Linked DNA regions of Homo sapiens: all the other regions are linked to region 2. The links are chromatin loops, found by intact Hi-C in ENCODE. Cell type or tissue: endothelial cell of umbilical vein. All regions are shown on one strand.

Region 1 (5,000 bases), 760 kb after region 2:
ATAAGTGATATCAATCCATGAAGGAATAATATAATACTTCCTACTTAAAGGAGATTTTGTCAAATATGATTGAGTAAACCAACTTCAGATGAATGGATCAGTTAATGCACTTAGCTTGACGAATTCTCTGCCTCAGTTGATAGCACTGATTTTCACTTTGGGGATGGCAGTATGCCACACTAAGCCTGGTGTCACATGTTACCTTCCTTTTTCAAAAAAGAAAACTGAGGCACAGAAAGTTTGCATAATCCTCCTAGATCACACCACTAACAAGTGGAGGAATTTGGAGCCTGTGCTTTTTCTATGCATAGTTTTATGCTGCTGCCCAGGTAAGAAGAAGAAGATTGCTGGGTATGCTTTTGCTTTTGCTGCCCAAAGATGTCTGCAAGTCACACAAGCACAGAGGCAGAAGAAACTTCAAGAGAGTAGGAGGAGACTCAGGGCCAGTGAGAGTCAGTGCGGGAGCTTTGTTAACCACATAAGCCATCTTCATGGGTATTCTCAGAGGTTTCTGAGGTCCATAGAACCTGGCACTCTGGGGGCTCCTGGTCCTGACAGAACCCCAGGATAAGGAATAGGGCAGATTGTGCTCATTTATCCCCAGAGGCTTAGAGCCCAGTAGGGGCTAGCTCTCCTAAGTCTCTGGAACAGAAGTCTTAAGGATTTGTTCAGGAGTCAGCGTGGGGTCTCCACACCAGAAGAATGATGACTTGATGTCCGTAGGGATGGGGCTGTTGTTAGAACTTGGAAGGGCCGCTCGTTACATGACTTGGCTTCAAGTTGTACCTGCATAGCAGGTGCACTGCTTTTGTTTAGATTCTACTTTTATTTGGGGTGGCTTTGAAAGGGGCTGGGTGGAGATTACTGGAAGGGGTGTTTCTAAATCTCCCAAGATACCTCTTTGTGTCCCCGTTGTGCAAGAGACAGCTTCAACTGAAGAGCATTCACCACCATCTGAAAAGGAAGCTGGAACGCCATCGACTCTGAATCTAACTTGATGTTCACAGGAATAGAGGATCATCAAGTACCACGCAGGTGGTACTTGACATCTACAGGGGTCCCTTTAACCCATCTAGAGGCAAAGGAAGTGTGGCAGTCTGGGCCATCTCAGATGGCTCTCTGGACTGCGGTCCCTCTGGAGCCAACCTGTTCAAGTTGGCACACAAAGCTTCCCTCTTAGCTGGGCCTCCATCTGTCCAGGCAGACCCAGTCACATAGTTTTGGGAAAGCAGTCTTGGGCAACCTTCTCTGGTCAGAAGGAGAATGAAAGACCCAGAGGTGGTAGTCACTGGACCCTGAGCAGGAGTCTTAGACATCCAGGGAGACAAACAGTCCCAGCTATAAGGACCTTGATTTAGCCTTTGCTGGAGAAATTATGATTAATGTACCTGAGGAGGAAGTTATCTGGGGTTTGAAGCTGTTTAAATGTCCAGGAGCAAAAGGACGTTAGGTCACCAGAGGCATAAAAGGAACTGAAGGGCCACAGTACTAAGAGAGAATCTCAATGACCTGCCCTCTCCTAGGGAGAAAGGAAGATGGAAGATAAGAATGAAGATGTTCTAATAGAGGGATGAAGGAAGAGGCGCTGCTCAAATGTGCTGGAATCACAGTGATGAACACAGAGCAGTTCTCCAGCATAGCCAGCCACCACGGGGATCCTGCACTGTGCTCTTACCACTACCCCGGGCACCCAAGATCAAGTGCAGGGGCTTCTGCCAGGGATTTGAGACGAGGGCAGCAGACCCTCAAGCTAAGCCTTCTAATTCTAGAGAATGTATTGCTATTGATGAAGGTCTGCCACGTAGATAGCGATTAGGTTTTTTTGTTTGTTTGTTTTGGTTTTTTAAAGATGGTGGAGATGAACAAAAATGGGAGACACATCCATCCTGGCTTGCAGACACCTTTCTGTCTTCGAAGGTGTTAATTCTGCCCAAGTAACCTCACCACACATTCATGTGCTGGGCCCACAGTGATGCTTATAAGTGAAAGAGTTATTGCCAGAAAATGTAGCTTGTGGATGGAAGGGACATAGTATTTCTCACCACCGCACTGGAGCTGAGTAGAACAACTTCAAATACAAAATATAAACTCACCCAAAATATTGACATGCGTGAATGTTGAAGTTGTCTTCAGTTCTACCTTAATCAAATTGGCGAACATAATCCAGTCTTACTAAGACAATTAAAGGGACACTTCTATAATTAGATGGAAAGGTGTTTTTTTGTTTTGTTTTTTCTAGGGATTTCATCATCCACCTTGCCAACAATCTAAAGAAAAAAACATGCAGATCTTATGGCACTAGAGCATACTCTAGTGGTGGTGAAGAAAAGCAAACACTTCCAAACTGCTATCTGTATCCACTGCTGGGGAGTACTAGGTAAATACTTCTTGTTTGGGCAAAAGGTTAGGTAGGATTGCCTCATAAAACAGCAAAGAAAATGGATGGAGCACTGTGTGACAACTCCACGCCATGTAATTCTCCCCTAAGAATAAGGCAAGTTCTGTTTTATCCAATGCTCAAAGCCAAAGGCAAACAAACAAGAATTATTAAAAATCTTAAAACAATCTAAAATAACATCCTACACCGTGAGGTTTTAGCGAAGCTTTTGGGTTTTTTTTTTTCTTCTTCTTCTTCTTAAATCTGAGCCACATTTAGACTTTCCCCTTAGAGATTCTGTTTAAAGAAAGGAGAGGGAGCAGATAATAGATATAATACCTAAAGCAAACTCCCTTCAGCCGTGACAGTGTTATTACAAACTTGAGTGAGTGCCATTATTTCGAATAAATCAAAACAATGGACCAGAACCAATTTTACATAAGAAAATATTGTTCAATTTGTTGCAAGCCATGGTGAAGACTCCTCTGGTCTGTCAAGTGATGGTTAATATAAGTAAGAACATCTGTCCTTGTTAAAGATAGCACTCATAAAAGCAAACTTATACATTTAACCAAGTAAACTCATTGCCATATGCTGTGTGTGTCTCCAAACTGAGGGAAATATATTCCCACGGTTTTAAATGTAAATTATACTCTTACATTCAAACTAACATGAACTAAAAGGAAGAAAAATCCAACATCACCACACACATAAAAAATAAAAAAACTTTTTTTAAAACCAGAAGCTTTGTGTTCTATTGTGTTTAGATTTAAAATATGGAACTATTTAGAAAGAATTAAAGAGATTATGTTTATTTGATTTCAAGTTATCTCAGCAAGAAACATATTTTTCATACCTCTTTGGAAGAACAGCAGGTCAAATGACACATTTGTGAGTGACTGTTTGAAATATTTCAGCCACGCCGCAGGGTCCGCCTGACCTGGGCACCGTAGATCGAGGGAACAAAGGCTTATGTTTTAAAAGTTCCTTTAAGAGCCTTTCTGGGGGAGGGGAAAGGGGGACACGGGAAGCTGTCACAACCTCGCTTTTTATTTTTATCCTATGACACTAATCAGTTTAATTATATTTCTAACCCATGACTTGGGATCATAATTAATTCTTCCAAATGCAAACATTATATTGCATAATTCTGCAACTTTGCAAGAATCAACACAGTTTGTTTCAAAGTCACCCACATTCTTTGAACTCCAGAGTTTCCCAGTCTGTGCAAATTCATTCCTCCCTTTGAGTAGGTTTTGTTTCTGGCTATGTTCAATAGCAAAGGTGGGTCTTTATTCTTAATGATAAAACAAGTTGCAGAACAGTTTCATTAAAGAGATCCAGGATCTGAAGAACCTATTCACTTCATTACTTGACTAAATGAAAATCATACACTGACGTAAGGTTAAATGGGGCTGCGATTTCCTTATTAAATGGAACAATTAATATTACAAGTGTTTGAAGATCATGATCGAGAAGACTTCACTGAACGTTTCCAAGAGTAATTATTGCAAACAGAACACAAACCCTATTTAGGGTGTAACTCAATATGAGGGCTTGTGAGTCAAATGTTGAGCCATTTAGAACTACAAATCTTTCTTTGTGGCCTTATTAAAGAAATTCTCCCATCTCCATTTAAAGGGATAGATTGCCAAGGCCTAAATAAAAGGCCAGAACCTAAAATGAAAATGCTTCTGACTTCACTGCCACACCTGATACTTCCAATACAGATTTCCTCCGAGTGCCGCTTTCTTCACCTCCTTTGCCCCGGGCCTTCATAATCCAGAGAGAGAAAAATGAATTTCATTCCCAAATGCTAGAATTGCTGGTGCAGAATGTAACTAAATATCAGCAGCTGTGCCAGGGCACCTGGGGCCATATAAGGAAGCCTTACAAAAGACTTAGTTATGAACAAGATCCCAGTTCTCTGCTCATCTTGGTTTTCTGTGCTTTAAGAAGGGCAGGGAGAATTGCAACTATGCCCTTAAAAAAAGTGTGTGTGTTGTGGGGGAGGGGGGGGCGGTTCTAGTTCTCAAAAAAAAAAAAAAAAGAAAGAAAGGATAAAACAGGTGTTCCTACTGCAAATAAATGGGACCAAAGTAATGCTGCTACAGCTCATGACCATGACTTCTCAAACATTAATGTACAAATGCATCACACAGGGATCGTTGAAGATGCAGATTCTGAATCAGTAGGTCTGGACGGGGCCTGAGAGTCTGCATTTCTAATAAGTTCTAACATGATGTTGGTGCAGCTGGTCTAAGGTCCACATTTTAAATAAGGAGTTAGAGCAATTCACGGCCTTTTCACGTGATTAGCCTCCTTCTCTATATTACTATTCCAAAGTAGTTTCATTTAATACTTGTCACTCAATCACCGAAGTCAGGATTTTCCTGAAGACAAGCACTGTGTACCCCATCTCTGCTATATCCTTTAGCACCTAGCATAGCACTAGGAATGAGTGCTATTATAAGGATGAGAAAAAGGAAGTAGCAGGTAACAGAGACAGACCCTTTCTGGAGGTATGGGCAGCAAAACTGCGAGGAAGGAGGCAGGTTCAATGGCAATTATGCAATCTTTGTGGAAAAGGTGTCATAGAGCCTCTCTTCACAATTCTTCACAG
Region 2 (5,000 bases):
ACAGAGCAGTGGAATGACATGCAGGGGCACATAGTGGGGCCAAACTGGGACAGGATTCTGGGCCCCTGTGTCCTGACTCCCTGCTTTTTCCAACTACTACGTGGCTGCCCCTCAAATACCTGTAATTGCAAATACTTTTGATTGTGTTTCTTTGAGGAATGCATAAGCTGCTTTTTCTTTTTATGGGGTCTCACTCTGTCACTCAGGCTAGAGTACAGTGGCATGATCTCAGCTCACTGTAACCTCTGCCTCCTGGGTTCAAGCGGTCCTCCCACCTCAGCTTCCTGAGTAGCTGGGACCACCGGTGCATGCCACCATTCCCGGCTAATTTTTTGTATTTTTGCTAGAGATGGGGTTTTGCCGTGTTGCCCAGGCTGGTCTTGAACTCTGAGCTCAAGTGATCCGCTTGCCTCAGCCTCCCAAAGTGTTGGGATTACAGGCATGGACCACTGCGCCTGGACCATGATGTGCTTCTAACCTCAGGAAACAAACATTCCCACCTGTAGACAACTTTGAGTAGATGTTTAACCTTTCTCTGAAATGATTTTACTCTGTATTTCAAGCAAGAGGGTTAAAAACAGAGTGCCTTCCAATTTGGCTGCTTCTGGCCTCCTCTGTGCACTCTAAAACTTTCGAGGAAGGAAAAGAAAGCTTCTCCTTTCACTTGGCTAGGAGAATGAACATGGTCTGAGATCGGATTGCCTTCATTGGGTACTATGCCTCCTTGGTGTGTTTTTATAAAAATCATTCACATGAAAGTCACAAAACTAAAGCATTTGGTGCTGGAGGTGGGTGGTGGGTGTTCATAAAGTAAAATGCAAAGCTCAGAGCTGTTCCCATCTTTTTTCATAGTAATATGGATTGCTCTTCAAGCCCAATTTGGTTTTCAGGCTTGCTTCTATTTTCCTCTTCCATTCTCTCTACTGATCTGCAACATCTGTTAAAAAATGATCCCCCCTGATTTTTTTCTTCAGTTTATTTCTCTGATCACTGTGCTTACTCTTGTGGCATGTACACGTTTAGCAAGTCAGCGTGACTGAGGTTTCCTTTAGTTATAGGGCATAACCCAGTTTAGATATTTGCTTTATTTAATTGCTGCATTCAAAACACTGTTGGGCATTTCATATTAGTATTTTTTTCAGTCTAAAGATCACCTATGCTTATATTAATATTTTAAAGAGGGTGTTTTGTAGATATGGCTAGTCTGTTTGTCAGATGACTGCCTTTTATCATCCCTCAGAAGTTTTCATATTTCTTCTTGTAAGTGATTGTTAAGGATGTGTACTCACCCAAACAATATCATAGAAAAAAGCCAGAAACCTGAACACTGGAAGGTAAACTGATGGCAAAGACTTTCCATTTTACTGAGGCTTCTAAACTGCTATGTTCCACTTTGAATCATAGTTGCACCTTGTGTGTATATGGTATGTGTGTGTATGTGTGTATTTGCATGTATTAATATTTGTATATAAATGTGTAAGTATAGCCACCATGCATGCTTGTTGGGGTATCAGAACAAAGCACCCTCAGAAATATATAATCTACTAAGAAAAGAAACAATTTTGAGCACTGTGGGGAAATTCCAAGGAAGTCTAATCAAGATCACTGTATGACCAGATATCTCTTTTTTTTTAATGTCAGGTATTTATCACAGAATTTTAGCCTTCTTAAATAAAAAGACATACCAAATATTTACTAATAAAACATTCTGAATCAATTTCTGGCCCACTTACAGTTGAGGGAATAATGAAAGTTCTAGGTGATGAACCTGAAGTTTGTGGTTATGCAATAGAAAAGAAATGATTCTAGGACTGATGATGCACTTGAATTCCATGGTGGCTCCACCTGCCAGCCTCACAGATTCCCTTCCCCGGACTCAAGCTTCCGGTAGGGGGTGCTGTTGTCTAATATAAGGCCTATACTTTGCAAGAGAATTTGGTTATTACTTCAGGTCATTTCTAATCTTTACCGTTTCCCAAGATTTCATGTGTTTAAATTGATATTGGCTATTTCCTGTTAAGTTTACTGTGAATTTAATCTTATGCTACTGTTTAATACATTAAAGTGCCATTTTGGTTGCTGCCACTGCACTGATTAGCATTAAATTTCCCCAGAATGTGTTCTGAATATCAGTGAGCTTGTTCAGGAAAATGAATAATAATTTTATTGTTTTTAAAACAATGAAATATTTGATTACTTTGTAAAAATTCATGAAGTGAACTTTGATGAGGCTTGGGAATCAAACTAAGACTTTTAGAGGAATTGAACATACAAGTTTTGCCTTTAAAATTTTATTTTTCTGCTGGTGGAGATGTGTTATATTTGCATTTTTGAGCCTGAATAATTTTAATTCCATTTTTATTGTACAAACCCAAGAGGAACATTTGCTTTGTTTTCACTGATTAGTTATACAATTATTCTCTTCAGATATTACATGAACCATGAACCATAATATTATATTTCTTGTTAATACATTTTGGCAAAAGTATTTACATGACAACACAATACATAAATGTAATGACTTTCTCAAATGAGTACATTGTTGCCATGAAGCAATCACCTTTATTTTAATACAAGTAAAATTCATTAAAATTTTTCTCAATTAGCAAAGTGACTTTTCCAAATGAACTAGCGAAGGAAAAACATTTCTTGTTTTATCCTAGCTCAGCTGATTTGCTTTTTATTGCCAGATGTCTGTTTGGGAAGGAGAGGAAAAAAGAGGAGTGTTTAATTTTAATAAACTCGATGCAATGCTGACTTCTAGGGGATTAGGTATGGTTCTGATACACTTAGTTCCCTTTCAGTTAGTTTCAAAGTAAAAGTTAAATTTGAAAGCAAAAGCCTTTGAAGCAAAGATACTACTTTCAAGACTCTCTCATGTTGAAAGTTAAAACTTGGAGAACCAAATGAACAAATCCTTTGAATTCCAAACTTAATTTAAACAAAAGAATATTTTATTTTTCTCCTCTCACTAAAATGTTTAAATCCCATCATAAGTCTAATAACCAGATTATGTCATTTGACACAGACAGTTGAGTTGAGCCCTGTATCTGTAAATGCAAATGTAGCTTTTTGGGAAAAAATATAATTAACTTTGAATTTGCATTTACATAGCATAGATTTCAGATTAATTTAACTTAACTGCTCCTTATGAAGTAATTGTTTAGGCCTAGTTTTGGTCATTCATTTTATGTGTAGAATGAAGATATCTTTTTTTTCCTTAAGTTAAAAAATAAATGACAATACCTGTGTACCGACTGAATGACTCAGAGTATCGAATTTGTAAAGTATGTTAGATTTTTTTTTTTTTTTTTTTGAGACAAGGTCTTGCTTTGTCATCCAGGTTGGAGTGCAATGGTGCGATCTCAGCCCACCGCAACCTCTGCCTCCTAGGTTCAAGCGACTCTCCTGCCTCTTCTCAAGTAGCTGGGACTAAAGACGCCTGCCACCATGCCTGGCAAATTTTTGTATTTTTAGTAGAGGGTTTTGCCATGTTGGTCAGGCTGGTCTATTAGATATTCTTAATAAAAATGTGAAGTCTAAGAATATTAATTATCCTATAAGTTTATGTGGCCCTTGCCTTTAAGATACTTAGCAACACAGAATCTAATTCTTAGAATACCTGATTAGCATTCTTCGGATGGATTGTTAAGTTGCCAGTTAAATAATATTTCTAAGGGAATAAGGTTAAGAATGAAAATTTCAACTTCTAGTAATGTTTACCTAGGATAAGTGACAATTAATATTGTCTCTGTCTTGTAGGAAGCTAGATTAAGATGTTAAAATAAATTATACATTAATCATGAAGAAAGAAATCAATATATTTCTCCTTCCCCGATCTTCCAAATAGCTCTTAACTTTACAGAAAGAGTCAAGCCGTAAAAAAATAACAGCAATAAAGAAGAGGCACATGATAGACTCCAGTTAAAGGAGCCAGGCTCCATAGAAAAATGACTGATCATAGAGCTGATGCAGGGAATATACACCATGAACCTAGAGCATCTTGTAAAACCAGAGGGTAAGAAAGTGCTCAAAGCACAAAAACAGACAAAAAAAATGAGGCATGTCAGAGGAACACAGTAGCCAAACTAAAGCTGCCAGTGGACAAACCTGGAATAACTTGGGCAACAAAATAAATAAGGTAGTATTAAATTATAACCCAAAGTATAAAATAAATATTCATGAGTCAAAGCTTGAATAAACAAACAAATAGGAGAAGCTCAACACCACCCCTCAAGTAGGTAGAGTTTAACACTCCAACCCTTGAGTTTGAGCTGTGCTTGGTGACTTACTTGTGAAAAGCAGAATGTGGAAAGTGGAAATAAGTAACTACAGCGGAGAAATGTATCATCTGGCTCCAACACATCATCAGTGAAAAGTCATATTGATAGCATGTTCTCTTGATATGATGAGAATGGCACTTTACCTTCATTGTCTTCCTCCCAAATACTCATAACCCCAGTCTAACTGACATGGTTTGGCTCTGTGTCCCCACCCAAATCTCATGCTGAATTGTAATCTCCAGTGCTGGAGGTAGGGCCTGGTGGGAGGTGATTGGATCATTGGGGTGATTTCTAATGGTTTAGCACCATCCCCCTCATGCTGTCTCATGATAGAGTTCTCATGAGATCTGGTTGTTCAAAAGTGTGTGGCACCTCCCCGCTTCTCTCTTCCTCCTGCCCCAGCCACGTAAGACGTGCCTGCTTCCCCTTCACCTTCCGCCATGATCGTTAAGTTTCCTGTGGCCTCCCCAGCCACACTTCCTGTACAGCCTGGGGAACTCTGAGCCAATTAAACCTCTTTTCTTATAAATCACCCAATCTCGGGTATTTCATTATAGCAGTGTGAGAATGGAATAACACACTAACCATGATTAAAAAAAAAATAGACAAACCCAAATTGAAAGACATTCTACAAAACATCTAACCAGGAGAATGTGAGAAATTGTCATAGACAGAGGAGGTTAAAAAGACATGATGACTATATATAATGTGATATCC
Region 3 (5,000 bases), 250 kb after region 2:
TGAAATCTAATCCAAAAATCAATTTTGCATAGAATTTAATAACAGATAAAAGCTTAAAATTCTATAACAAACAAATGAGAAATATCAGCACTAGGAAATAAGACTTTAGTTTCCAGGATCAATCCCACTACCTGTGTCAATGCATCCTGACTTCGCTTGTTTTATCAACACATGACAAAGGCATTGGTCTCACACTGAGGCATGGTAAATACATTACGAAGTAAAGACAAACACTATAAACAGGACAAACCCTGCGAGGCAAAGGCACAAACAAGGCTGCAAGCAAATAGTTTCTCCCTCTCTTGTATTTAGGCAGATTTCCCTGGAACCACAGTCTTTAGTTTTTAGATTCTTGTTTTTTTTTTTTTTTTTCTTTTTTTCCGAGACGGAGTCTTGCTCTGTCACCCAGGCTGGAGTGCAGCGGCGTGATCTCGGCTCACTGCAACCTCCACCTCCAGGGTTCAAGCAATTCTCCTGCCTCAGCCTCCCGAGTAGCTGGGATTACAAGCATGCGCCACCACACCGGCTAATTTTTGTCTTCTTAGTAGAGACGGGGGTTTCACCATGTTGGCCAGGCTGGTCTCGAACTCTTGACCTCGTGATCCACCCACCTCGGCCTCCCAAAGTGCTGGGATTACAGGTGTGAGCCGCTGCGCCTGGCCCATATTCTTGCTCTTGTGCCTGCTGTGAAATGTATGGGAAACAGTCTTTAGTGGTTGCCCATGAAGTTAAGACAGCTCAGGAATGGTTTATTTCTCAGACGCCTCTTCTGTATTTGCCACACACACCAACAGAAAAACCACAGGAAAGAATCAGTGAAGTTTCCTGCATTTTTCCTTGTTTGGCTTGAATGCCTGCAATAGGGGCTCAGGAGCGTGGAGCTGCCCTCTGTTTTATTTATAATATGAACCTCCTGATACATTACAGCAAAAGTTAGCAAATATTATTTACAGTGTAGCATGTGTTTCCATTATATTTTCTTGATGCAGCGATCTGGGTTCTTAGAAAGCTGACTTTTTAGTTGTTTTTTTAAGCATGGACAGTGATAAAATATCAAGATTTGTGAAAAGGCATCCACTTCAAGATAAAGTTACTGCTACAATTTTAAAGGATGACTGTTGAAATTGCTGGTATGTCCTTAATATTGAACCCCAAATTTTCCCATTAGGAGGCCATTAGGACTTTGATGACGCCTTCAATGTTCCCCAGCCAGGCCTCCTCACTAGGTTCTTCTGCAAATAAATAAACAGTCCCCCTCCCCAGTGTCCCGGCTTCCCCAGGGGAGGAGCCCCTGGCTGGTGTGCAGGGCATCTGACTCACTCTCCTTTGGGTAACACTAGTAATAATGTAACTGTATTATGGTCCTGGATGGAAGGGAACAGCGGATCATTTGCTTGAAAACACGACCTTTTAATTTAAACAAAAGGCTTGAAAAAATAAAAGTGGGTCTTAAATGCAGTTTAATCAGTCAGGCGAGAGATGTCTAATGAAGCTGCCAGACGGATTTGTAGCCAGGCTGTCACTTCGGCCATCATGTTTACAGCTCCGGGAGTGAGATTAGCACTGTGTGAAGGCACAAACTCGGTCAAAATTTCCTGTGTCTGGGATGCCTGTAAATTTTGACAATTTGACAAATTATTTTGTTGCAGTGATGATGGTTTGGAAAACCTGACATGTAAGAATTTAGTTCTTTGATCTTCGCTTCTTTACACTGGCCCTAGAGAGCATTATATCATTGCAACAAAAGGTAACAACCAAAACCAAAACATTGATAATTGGATTTTTACATTTTATATATACATATATATATATGTATTTATAAAATATTATTTCATCTGGTGCTTTCAAGGAAAACTTGCCATTTTGGCCCATATTTCAGCTAAAAATTCTTTCCAAAGATTTTTTTTTATAGAGGAAAATCACCTATGTGTTAGTATGACAATATCATGTCATAGTTATGAAATAGTTCTTCTACAATTTGAATTTTCATTGCTTTGTACCTTTTACCTTCAGGAAAAATGCCATCCTGTCTTGGAGGTGTTTAAGTAAGTATTGAGGAATTCAAGTCAGTATTTTACTGTATTAGTATTCCTTCTTAGCACTGTTAGACAAGCCAAATCATAATTTTCTTTTGAAATAAATGTGCACTCAGTGTATACTTGAAAACATGCAATCAAAAGGAGTGGTCAGAAAACTTAAGAAGAATAGAAACTTTTTAATTATTGTTTTTCAGTAATTAAAAAATATTTTCCTTTAATTTTTTTTGAAAATTAAAGGAAAGGGAATAATTGCCCTGGGAAAAAAAGAATGGTTGGGTCTTTTTATTTCTTTTCTTCTTTTTCGAGTTTGCCATATTTATTTGCTGCAAATGGCATGCAGTTGTGCATAAACATTAATATTATCCACTTTGTTTCCTCTTAATAATACAGGGAAGCCTCAGCTTAATCTCTCACTCATTTCATGCCAAAACACAAGTGTATTGCTTTTGTTTTACTACATGTTTCATTCCATCTGTTGGGAGCCCAGTAAGTCAATATTTATCACATTTATAGATTCTGAATCACTAGGGGAAAAAAATCACTTCTGGGAAAAAACGTGCATCTATCATTCTCAACTATTTCAAAGTTTAAAAGTGTTGTCTCTGTGATGTTGACTTTGGTTTTTTGAGCTAAAATAATGCAGCTTGCATTATGTTTTAATTAAAGCAATTTTAAACTACATGTTTTCAAAGTTTTTCGTTTTCCCCAAACCTCTCTGTAATTGCCTTGTCATGATTATCATTTTCCTTTCACTGTTGCTTTCTATAGAAGCCCCAGGAAAGAGTTACTAAAAATTAAATTTCATGCTTGCATGTGTTTCTGTGATCTGCAGCGTGTATGATCTCTGAGTGGAAAACTTCTCTGAAAATAAATGGATTACCCTTTTTACTACACTGTCTGATGTCTCTTCAGCAGATAGCATTGCTTCCCTGTGATCTCTAACCCACCACAATTGAAATGACAAGCGTTGAAATGGGGGCCTCACGGTGGCGCCCTCTGCCTTTGCCGGCCCTTTCTGCAGCACGGAACGGTTCACGCCGCAGAGCACCGGTTCTCAAACTTGAATAATGCCTGGACACCCTTGGGAAGGATAGAATCATCTTCAGAAACCCCACAACACGTCAGTGGAGTCCACTTTGAGAAATGCTGACCTAAAAATTAGAATCTTATTCTATTAAAATGGCTTACATTTGAGAATTATCACTGCAAAGAAAAGTTCCGTCTTTAGAACTGCTAAAAGGTTGAGTTTTTACATCTTTACTCTGCTATTGAAACAAAACTATTAAAATTATCTTAAATATCCTGAAAGTCTCAGACTCCTGAAAACGTGTCCACAGATCCCTGCTTGAAAAACCTGCCGGAGTACCTGCTTTTCCTTGCATTTGTTGGCAGAAGATGAGCGTTTGACCTTTTACAAACTGCTCTGTAAATATCATCATTGCTTAGTTTGTGAAAGACTAATGTGTTTCCACTAACAAAACTGTCTTTCCAGGGTTGCTGCTTTCTAGAATAATGCTTGTTTTCCTACTGGGTTTTCTGTTGCTGGTGTTTTTTTTAAAGGCAACCAAATTTGTCTAAGGGATTGCACTTTAAGGCAATCCAGGGACTTTTAATGAAGAACTGATGAGAAAGCCAAAGTCTCTGGTTGAAAAAAAAAAAAATGTGACAAAGTAGCAGATCTCAAAAATATTAACCAAGTAGATTCTCTAATATTTGATACTTTAAACGCAAACTGTTTTCTAAACAATGTTTGTAAGCAAATGTTAAAAGTATTTTTTTCCGGGATTACTGCTTCTATATTAAACAGATAGTATGAACAAACGATAGAGTTGGCTTTTCTATCCTCACAGCAATCAGTAAGTGTGGACTTTTTTTTTCTTAAGAAGAAACACCAAAATAAATGATTCCTCTAAAGGATCTAGTATTCCAAAAAGGGTGAATAAAGAAAGTTTAGAACATTGATATTTCCATAACATAACTAATATGTTATTGTTTGTAACAGAGGAAGGAAATAAACCAGTTGACAGTACTATTTATAAAAGAGCTTTGAATTAAAGTCTTTGGCTAGGAAAATCAAGCCATATTGCTCAAAGGTACTAGGATTCCTCTAGTCCTTCATGGATATTGGAATTCTAATGAGCTTACAACCACAGGTGAAGCTGGCAAAAGTTGTCTTTTGAGCCAACCCACACACCTCGAAAACAAATATATAATAGTTATTCATGTGCCACCATGGGAATGTACCATAAAACCAACAGAAAGAAAAATAATAAACATGTCATACAATAAGCATATGCTATGATGCGTGGCTTCAGATTTTCAATAGCTGAGCTTTATTACAATAACCACAACATGAACAGCTTTGGGAAACAACAACAGGGTCAACACGTAGGCCAAAAGAATCCATCAGTCAAATGGTCTTCTTTTGAAAACCCAGCTATCTGTGTTGAGCTAGAGTTAAGTGCTTTGTACCAGAAGCCTTTGTTCATCCTAGCAGCTTCATAGATATAAATAAAACTAGTTTGCCTGGATTGAAATTTATTTTTGATATGTCATTAAAGTTTTGTAAGTAAATTATTTATTATTAATCTCAGAAAGGGTTCTATTTTAATTAACCCGATATGTGATCATGCTGTATATTCTAGAAGACCCCAAGTAATCGGTTCTAAAAGCCTAAAAATTAGGAAAATGTGCACTTCCCAAGAGGCTCAACATGCCTTTTGTGTAAGAATTAGGTAGCAGTTCTTTTAGATGGTTATTATTTTGTGGGCTTAAAATACTGCATCAAAAATGATTTAAAATGTTTATATAAAATGAAAATTATGTCCTCAATTTCCTGCAGTGTTATTTTAAATTTTAAATATTCAGCAATTTTCAAAAAAATTTAACCCCTTAGTAATTTCTTATAGTTTACATATATAATCCGGCTGTGCTAATATTATTTTATTAAACCAGAATGTG

What was found. A loop is a pair of places that touch in the nucleus more often than their neighbours do. Peaks named below come from ENCODE experiments on the same cell type or tissue, not always from the same donor. Only the 100,000 strongest peaks of a DNase experiment are listed, where the experiment ranks them.
Region 1: a loop joins it to region 2, with 14 times the contacts of the local background. A loop is called at or near these places in 16 of 110 quality-filtered maps.
Region 3: a loop joins it to region 2, with 15 times the contacts of the local background. A loop is called at or near these places in 12 of 110 quality-filtered maps.

Annotation. Positions count from the first base shown.
Region 1 is chr14:56,553,444-56,558,443 of GRCh38, reverse strand. No RefSeq gene overlaps it. Among named protein-coding and RNA genes, the nearest start is that of TMEM260, 24 kb to the left of the region's middle. RefSeq lists an enhancer at 3,507-3,676. In endothelial cell of umbilical vein, a CTCF peak has its summit at 2,346; a DNase peak (open chromatin) is centred at 2,293; H3K27me3 peaks cover 608 bases.
Region 2 is chr14:57,314,313-57,319,312 of GRCh38, reverse strand. No RefSeq gene overlaps it. Among named protein-coding and RNA genes, the nearest start is that of AP5M1, 48 kb to the right of the region's middle. In endothelial cell of umbilical vein, a CTCF peak has its summit at 1,876 (motif pointing right); a DNase peak (open chromatin) is centred at 1,912.
Region 3 is chr14:57,065,120-57,070,119 of GRCh38, reverse strand. No RefSeq gene overlaps it. Among named protein-coding and RNA genes, the nearest start is that of EXOC5, 200 kb to the left of the region's middle. In endothelial cell of umbilical vein, a CTCF peak has its summit at 3,019 (motif pointing right); no DNase peak of the experiment used is centred here; H3K27me3 peaks cover 430 bases.